Linked DNA regions of Mus musculus: region 2 is linked to region 1. Evidence: chromatin contacts called from ENCODE Hi-C or POLR2A ChIA-PET data. All regions are on one chromosome and are shown on one strand. The core of a region is the stretch at or near the end of the contact, and the rest is flanking DNA. Distances in the headings are between cores, read along the strand shown. Region 1 has its middle 21 kb from the start of Mir1929. Region 2 holds the start of Prdm1 (PR domain containing 1, with ZNF domain).

Evidence for each region. Hi-C counts contacts between places; a loop is a spot of excess contacts on that map. ChIA-PET counts read pairs that join two places held with the same protein, here RNA polymerase II (POLR2A).
Region 2: a map of T-helper 1 cell shows a loop between it and region 1 (2.9-fold over the local background). The contact joins the promoter of Prdm1 here to the enhancer-like site in region 1. A Hi-C loop is called at or near these places in 9 of 37 maps with a recorded cell type or tissue (CH12.LX, T-helper 1 cell, T-helper 17 cell and 5 more). POLR2A ChIA-PET finds 5 or more read pairs at or near these places in 2 of 5 experiments (both embryonic stem cell).

The regions. Positions count from the first base shown.
Region 1 is chr10:44,378,544-44,382,663 of GRCm38, forward strand. No RefSeq gene overlaps it. Among named protein-coding and RNA genes, the nearest start is that of Mir1929, 21 kb to the left of the region's middle. Within about 2 kb of position 2,113, at least 1 of the 3 ENCODE cell types and tissues checked has a DNase peak (open chromatin) inside an H3K27ac peak, as active enhancers do; it is heart, where a contact is called at or near this core.
Region 2 is chr10:44,456,825-44,460,944 of GRCm38, forward strand. Prdm1 (PR domain containing 1, with ZNF domain) reads right to left here and starts at 1,924. Exons shown (of 7, transcript NM_007548.4): 1 at 1,643-1,924; 2 at 1-46. The coding sequence starts at 1,684.

The sequences.
Region 1 (4,120 bases), core at 863-3,362:
ATAAAAGTGAGTGTTTACAAATAAAGGAACAGCAGTGGGCTAAGGCGGTAGGTAAATTAGCAAAGTGCTCACCCAGCACGTGACAGGCCTGGGGTTTGTCCCCAGCATTGACTAAACCAGGCATGGTGGTTCAAGCCTGTAATCCTGGTGTTGAAAGGCCATCCTTAGCTACAGACTGAGTTTGAGACCAGCCTCCGGGACATGGATCCTCTAAATTAATTAATTATATAATTTTAATTAAAAATTAAAATCCCCAAAGAAAACCAAAAACAAACAACAACATAAACCAACCCATAAACATAAACATTGATTCTTATATGTCTTCAGATTTAAGAATTACAGAACATAGAACACTGAGCTAACTCCCATGGAATAGTCAGGTTCCCTTGTGTATAAAATACAGTTAACAGGAAATGCCTCATAGGACAATAGAAGAGTTTATGTGAACAAGTAACATACAAAATGCTTGAGAAAGCACCTGGCAGTTTGTACCCCATAAATGCTGGTTGTTCTAGGCAGAGGATGTAACTCAGTTGGTATGTGCTTGCTTGGCATTCATAAAGCTCTGGGTTCCATTCCCAGCACCACATAAAACAAGGTGCTATGGCTTCTTCTACCTGTGATCCCGTTTTGGGAGGCTCTGTAGCCGAGGCCAAGTTTAAGGCCAACTTGGCATACATGAGACCCTGTCTTGAAAAACCAAACAAATCCATAACGTTTGGTTGTCATTGTCCTTGCTTCATGTTCTTGTCAACTACATGTTGAATATCCTCACCTCACTCCCAAAATACACTGACACACACAGACACAGATACACACAAACACACACATACACACAGATACACTCTCACACACTCACACAGATATACACAGTGACACACACAGACACACTAACACACATTCACATACATGCACACTGATACACAGATACTGACACACATACACACTGACACACACACACACATAGAGATACACTCAAACAGACATACTCACACAGAGACACACAAACACTCTCACAAACACACACACACACACACACACACACACACACACACCACCACCACCACCACCTCAGTCTCCTTCAGTGTCTGCCTACCCTCCATCATCTTCAGTTTTTCCTGCAACCTTTGATCTCAAGCTGTCCTCTGAAGTCTGTGTCTGTCCGACCTGACAGATGAGGCTAAGCCTGGCCCTCTTGCAAGCTGGCCTGTGCCAGAGTTGTCTAGGCAATGTTTGTTGCTTTTTAATGATAAGTATAACTTCTGGGGAGTGCTAATTTTAAAAACTTTTTAAAGGTCAATGCCATACTTCTGTTGAGCCAGCTCACCTGGAGATTGGCTTTAGTGATGGGATTCTCTGCTTTGGCTCTGCTATGCTGTTCTCAAGCCCACACACTGGACCTTCTTGGTCCAGTTGTCCATGTTTCCATAGTTGACCAAATTGTTTACCCTAATTCCCCCACAGTTAAGAAAATTCTGTGACATTGTCAAGAAAGCCATTGTCCATTTAAAAGGTCATTCATCTTTTTAAAGGTCTCGTTCATCTCATTCATCTTTTTCTCTCATTCATCTTCCATTGGTATTTTCTGCCTGTGTTCACTGTCTGCGCAACAGCGTGGCTGTTCAGCGCTCTCCATATGGACCTTTGATCCCTCCCAGATTGCAGATTTCTGGAGACCAAAGCCAGAGAGCTTGGTACCACTCCTGAGGTGAAGGGCAGAACGGGCGCAGCCTGTCTGAGGACTCTCGAGAGGGTTCTGCCAAGCACATGGCTCTCTACTTTTCTCCTCTGTTATTTCCAGAAAGTCTCACAAACTCCTTCCATCTCAATTCGGGCCTTCTTCAACAAGCAGAGACAGATTTAAGGTGAGGGACTTCTCCGGCTGGCCCTGCAGCCGGGGTCTGAAAGTGACGTGTCAGGCAGGGGTTGGGGCGTGGTTGGCCTCCACCCTCGGCTGGAAAAGGACATTTTTTTTTTTCAAGGAGAAGGTCTTGTCTCTGTGTCTACCTCATCGCAATCCTCTTTGTCTGGTTTCTTCCTCCTACCCAGTCTCCTTTGCCTGCCTTCCCCTTTCCCTGACTGACTTCCAGGCTACCCCTCCCCCAGCCTGTCTTCGTGCCTTCCTCCTTACACTCGCCTGATCCTCTGTGCGTCTGGTCGGTTTCTGTTCCCTCTTGTTCTTTTTCTTTCACTTTCCGCCGCCCACCCGTCATTTTTAACAGTGTCATCATGACTTACAGTGTGGGAACATGGAACTCAGCGTCTCCCACATTACACAGCCATCTCCGGATTCCATGTGACCAGCACTCTTGCCCTTCGCTATGAGGGCAGAATTGATGCCCCACCACTTCCCAGCTGCCAAGGCCCAACTCTCTCTGAGTCTCTGCTTCCTGCTCACTGCAGAGGAGGGCAAGGCTAGAGCGGGAGGATGGGGCAGCTGCTCGTACAACTGCGAGCGGAGGTTTCTAGTACTGACATATATGACTATCTTCATAATCGACAGAGCTCAGCTGAAACATCCAAGTCAAACGAATAGCAGGGTCTCAGTCATACACAGAAAGCACTCTTCCCTTTTTCTTCCCTCAGCCCCACACATGCAGGCTTGTGCAATCAGTTCTTATATAAAGATCTGCTTGAAGTCAGGCCTGGGGTTTCTCGGAGGCATTATACCCCCCTTTCAAAGGTCAGGGTTCACTCAGAGCAGCTAGAGTAACCTGGATGTTAAGAGTTGGGAGGGGAGGCACCTCGAGGTTTCCGGGAATAGGACCTTCTTAGACTCTGTTTCACAATGCAAAGAATGGTTTGTATGTCTCACATGCAAACCAGATTTGTTGATCTGAGTGGCAATGTCCCTTTGCAACTGTGACCAAGGATGGAAATTAAGCCTGTCTCTGTCTCAGAGGCTGGGCTTCTGCCAAGCACTCCGTTTACTGCTGGTTTGCTACCTTAACCCTTGGCAGCAGCCCGGGGCTCTGCTTGCAGCCAGCACCCAGCCAACACAGTGAAAGTGATCTTTGCATTGAGCTGTCTGCCTACAGGTCTCTACAGGCATCTCCTGCCCTGGCCTGTCTGCAGAGCCAGAGAGGCTGGCTGACAGGAAAGTGAGCCAAGGCTCCTGGCAACGTTCCAAGTCCCAGAAAGGAACTGCACCTAATCCAGCATCCTCTTCCTTTTTTTTTTTTTTTTTTTTTTTTTTCAGGTGCAAGTGGTTAAAATTCACAGTCATGGTTCCACTGAGTGGAGAAGCTTCACTCCCAACACAGCAGGGCCGGTCCGGCGCTGGGGCCCAGTTAAAGGTGATTAAGCTGTTTAGAACAGAACGGATGCTCAAAAAAGGGGCCTCCAGCCACGTTCCTCTCTGTTCTGCTGTAGGATGCTGGACACAAAGGCCCTCGGCAGCTGCCACCCCTCAGTCTCGAACTTGCCTAGAACCCTGAGCAGAGACATAGTCGGTTCACTATCCGGTACCGACCGGTTCTGGTATTCTGTGACAGTGGTAAGCGAAACGAAGCCACCTCCCATGGGCGCACCCTCCCACGACACCTGCAAGAGAGCAGCCACAAAGCATGAGGCTGCTGGTCCGTAAAGACCTCGAAGTGGCCTCAGAGGCCCAGTTCGGGTACTGAGAAAGTATTGATGTTTATGGACTATGCAAAGATGGTCTGAAGAAAAGGGAAAATACAGCAGAGATCTTCCTACATAGGAATGCAGTTTCAAAACACAATTTGAAAAGAACTATTTCTAGGGGCTGAAGAGGTGGCTCAGCAGTTAAGAACACTGGGAGCAACTCCAGAAGACCCAGGTTCAATTCTCAGTGCCCACATGGCAGCTCACAACTGTTTATAACTCCAGGTCCAGGAGATCAAACACCCTTCCAAATACATAATGTAGGCAAAACACCAATGCACATAAAATTGAAAGAAAGAAAGAAAGAAAGAAAGAAAGAAGGAAAGAGAGAGAGAGAGAGAGAAAGAGAAAGAAAGAGAGAAAGAGAAAGAGAGAAAGAGAGAAAGAAGAAAATAAATCCGGGTAACGGTGGCACATGCCCTTAATCCCAGCACTCGGGAGGTAGAGGCAGGGGAATCTCTGTAAATTTCAGAATAGCCAGAGCTGCACAGAG
Region 2 (4,120 bases), core at 674-3,173, 78 kb after region 1:
CCAGTCCTTGAAACTTCACGGAGCCGGAGCTAGACTTGGGGGCAGCCTGGAAGAGAAGGGAAAGGCTTTTAATCCCCATTGTCCGGCGCTCCTGTGCCTCCCTCTTAGAGGCTATGACTAACACGGTGCTCTGAAGACTTTAAAAGCTTGGAGTACTTGTACAGTTGAGTAAGAGTCCAAAGCCGTGTAAAGTAGACTGCCTTGAAGAAGCACGGTTTTAAAATGCAGCCTTTGGCTGAAAAAAAAAAAAAAAGCGTATATGTATATGTTAACCTCATCGGGAGAGAAAGAACAGCTACCTTTGAACAATCCTTGGCTTTATCACTCAAGGCAGAAATGTGTTGTGGGCGCTGCTGCGTCCTGTGTCCCGGGACGCCCGGGGTCATGGCCGCCAGACCCTCAGAGCTGTGGAAAAGCTGTCTCAGAGAAGTGTCACAAACAAGGGGAGGAAGAGGCAGGGGCGCTGCCTGCGTCTGAATGAAGCTAAAAATGGAAAACACGTGTGGTGCAGGAGCGGAACCCAGTCTGCCTTTTCCAAATGGGGAAAACTGAACTTTCCCACCAGCTCCCTAGCGAAGCAACTTTCAAAACAACTAGGTCCCCTCCCTCTGCCGCGCGCGCGCGCGCGTTCAGTCTCTTTCATCCTCCAGCAGGCAAGCCTGAGAGGGGTTGCATCCTGCCAGCATCCTTGAGTACCAGCCTTCCCGAGCTCCCATGGACCACAGGAAAAGAAAAATTGGGGAAGAGGGAAACACCCAGCAGTTTTGTTTGTTTTTTTAATCCGTGGGCATCTCGAGCCAGATAGAAAAATTAAAAACAAAACATATTAAAAAAAAAGTCAATAGAATTCCCTGAAGAGAATTCCTTTAGGAGCCCTCAGCCACAAATAGCACTTTCTATTTAAATGTGAAAGTGCATGAATTCCCAGAAGTCACTGAAGTGGCACAGTTTACTGTAACTAAAGTTATACAGAAGACTTGGGGATCCTCCTCTTATCTGCCCTCGGAAAAAGTCCTTTCCAAAGAGGAAAAGCAAGAAAGATAAAACAGCCTCTGCAACGTATTCCCACATAGACGCCGCAGATAAAAATTAGGAATAAGGATAACCATGTTAGAACGCGCGCTTGTGAAAATGTAAACACAGTACAGCGGGAGTCCCTCTCCGGAGCTGGTCTTTACAATTCGTCCCTAGATAGGACGCTCCGAGAAGGGGAAAGATGCTTACTTGTCCTTGTCCCGGGTACAACTTAAACTATCTCATTCTTATTTAGTTCCAACATGTAAGGTCATGTGGAACAAACGATGTTAAATACAAGTGAAAACCTAAGTCAACCCGGGATAGTTACAGTAATGTAAAGGCAGCGAGTGGCGAAGCGGACAAGAACCACTACTGAAATTTCAGTGAATTGACAATTATGTCTAGAACTGAAAGGGTTAATGATTCATACGGAGGAAAAAAGTCTTCTAAATGTTTGACAGTGCTCCGCGTACTAAAACAGAAGCGCTGGTTTCTACTGAGGCTTCATTCTTTTTTTTTTTTTAAAAGGGGGAGGGGGGAGAAAAGAAAAGTTAAAAAAAAAAGGAAGAAAGAAAAAGGGATAAAAGGTTTCAAATCGTATTAAAGACAGAATCTGGTTCCTTACCAAGGTCGTACCCACACGTTTTTCCAAGAGAAGATCCAACATCTGAGATAAGCCTCTCTCATGTCCACCCAGTCCACATCCTCCCGCGTCCCTGCCGGGCTGAGCAGTACTGACGCGCACCTCGGCGGTCCCTCCTTTTCTACGGCCGCGGGCCGGGCTCGCTCCGGGCGGACAGGTGCTGCGCGCTGCTCTTGCGTCTCCGCGACACTGGAGGGCCGAGTGTCACTGCAGCAGTGTCTGTGCGAGCGAGCGAGTGAGCGAGCGACTGACTACTCTTCCCCCTCCCTGCCCTGCCGCAGACTTCTTTACCAATACTGACGGTCTGATTCACTCCTACCAGCCGCCGCGATGGGGGCGTGGCCGCACCTGGCCAGCCCAGCCGTGCAGCGTGGGGTTCAGGGCTTCCCCCCACCGACTGCGACCCGCGGCAGCTTCCTCTGTTTGCAAATGGATTTCAACAAGGACTGGGAATCTTCTTACTTCCCTTTGCAGGCGCTTGCCCTCCATGTTTACCCACACTACGATTGTATTCTAAGTCCTCCGGATCGCTAGCTTCCTGTCGCGGCAGAGCGGGGCGGGGTGGGGGACTCCTCCTCAAAAGAAAACCCTAGTCACCTAAACTCGGTGTCTCAATTACAGGATCCGACGTACTTCGAAGGAAAGAGCTAAAGTATTTTGGCAGCACATGCAATACAATTTCGCTGTGTAGTCCTGGAGTCATTGCCAATGAAATAAATATTCTAAGGCGGTTCTCCTCTAGTATTAAACGTATAGGATTTCATTTCTCCTGCTAACTGAATACATTCAGCTTAGGTAGACCTAACTTCCTCCTTTCGACCATTTGGAAATAGGGAAACAGGAAAAAGTTATAATCATATATACTGGTTTTGTTGTCCCTGCCTCTCATGCCCAAACCCACAGCCAGGCTTCCGAGCGTGTGCGTACAATGGAGAGTAGGAATGCTTCCCAGTTAAAAAGGGGATGTTGGGCTGGGGGCAGTGAGTGGAAAGCTGTTGGAGGCAGTAATTAGTGGGGCTCGTTCTGAGCCTGGCCGGCTTTTCCTTCAGCCCCAGTCTGTCTTCTGGAGAAGGAAGGACATCCTGTGATGATGGCATACAATGTCCTGTTTGTTTATTATTAAGAGCGTGGACCTTGCATTCCTGCTTCTCATTACAAAACAAACCAGATGCGGTACTTCCTTCAATGGTCTTTTGCCTTCAGCAGGGATCCTCCAATTCACAGAAACAATGCTGCTAAGGGCCCATTTATAGCCAGCATCCCATCACAGCGACTTTTTAGATCACAGAAACTCAAGTCTTCCCCTTATCTTGCTTGCCTCATCGCAGGTTCCCCTCACCCCCACCCCCATTTTTAAAAATCATCTCTCCCAAAAGTTTACGATGTGGTATCTTTTCTAGTATTCTAAACACACGGGGCATACACACCCACCCACATCCAGATCCACACCCACATTCACACACCCAGACCCAACCTAATGATACCAACTTAGTCATACAATGAAGTGGACATTTGAGTATTTGTTTACAGGAAGAAATGAAACACAGCAAAACAAAAGCCCAACTCAATCATAAAGACAGGCTTGTTCTTCTGTTTTCCTTTCAAGAAACTTTCCCAGAAAAATTTTTTTGGGGGGGAGGGGTGTGTGGAAGGTATCACAGAAAATGATATGTGCATCTAAAAAATCCTTCTACAATTTATGTAGTTCGGAACAATCAAATTTATACCGGGGACAAGAGTAGAATACACTGGGGGGGGGGGGGGGGGTTGTAGGTCCACCTGTTATTTCATTTTCTGCCAGAGGGGGCGCTAGCACCAAGAAGAAACAGGCTGTTAGCTTGCTCTTGTGCCAGGGCTATATACAGAGAAACCCTGTCTCCAAAAACCAAAAAAAAAAAAAAAAAAAAAACCCAAAAAAACCAAACCAAAACAAAACAAAAAAACCCGAATGAACAATTCTTAAGAGTTCTCAGAAAGGTCCAAGTGATAATTAAACAAAAGAAATCCAGCCTCCTGCAGAGGGTTTATTAACCGATGCTGAGTCAGCACCACTATGGACAGAAAAACAATGTAGTCATCTCAGGGTCTGGCCTGCTGCTAGCTGTCTCCACTGCACAGCAGTTAACACGGTTTACCCTGCTTTCCTTTCATGAAAAACTTTGCTCTTGGGGCACAGATACCATGTAAGTGTCAGTGATTCCACCACTGTGGTGTAAAGAAAGAAGCAAAGGGTGGCAGTCAGAGTGGGAAGAGGGCTATTTTAAGCCAAATGTTTGCTTTAATGACTGGAAGATGCCTGTGAATCAACTCATGGTTAATTAATATCAGCCTGGGCTCACCTTCCGAGGTGGCGAAATAGGCTTGAGTCTAGGGAGGACGCAAACATCAAATATCAGTGTGAGGCTCATCCAGGCAACCCTAAAATTAGTTCCAGGTGTTCCAGCTGTGCTGGACAAAGCC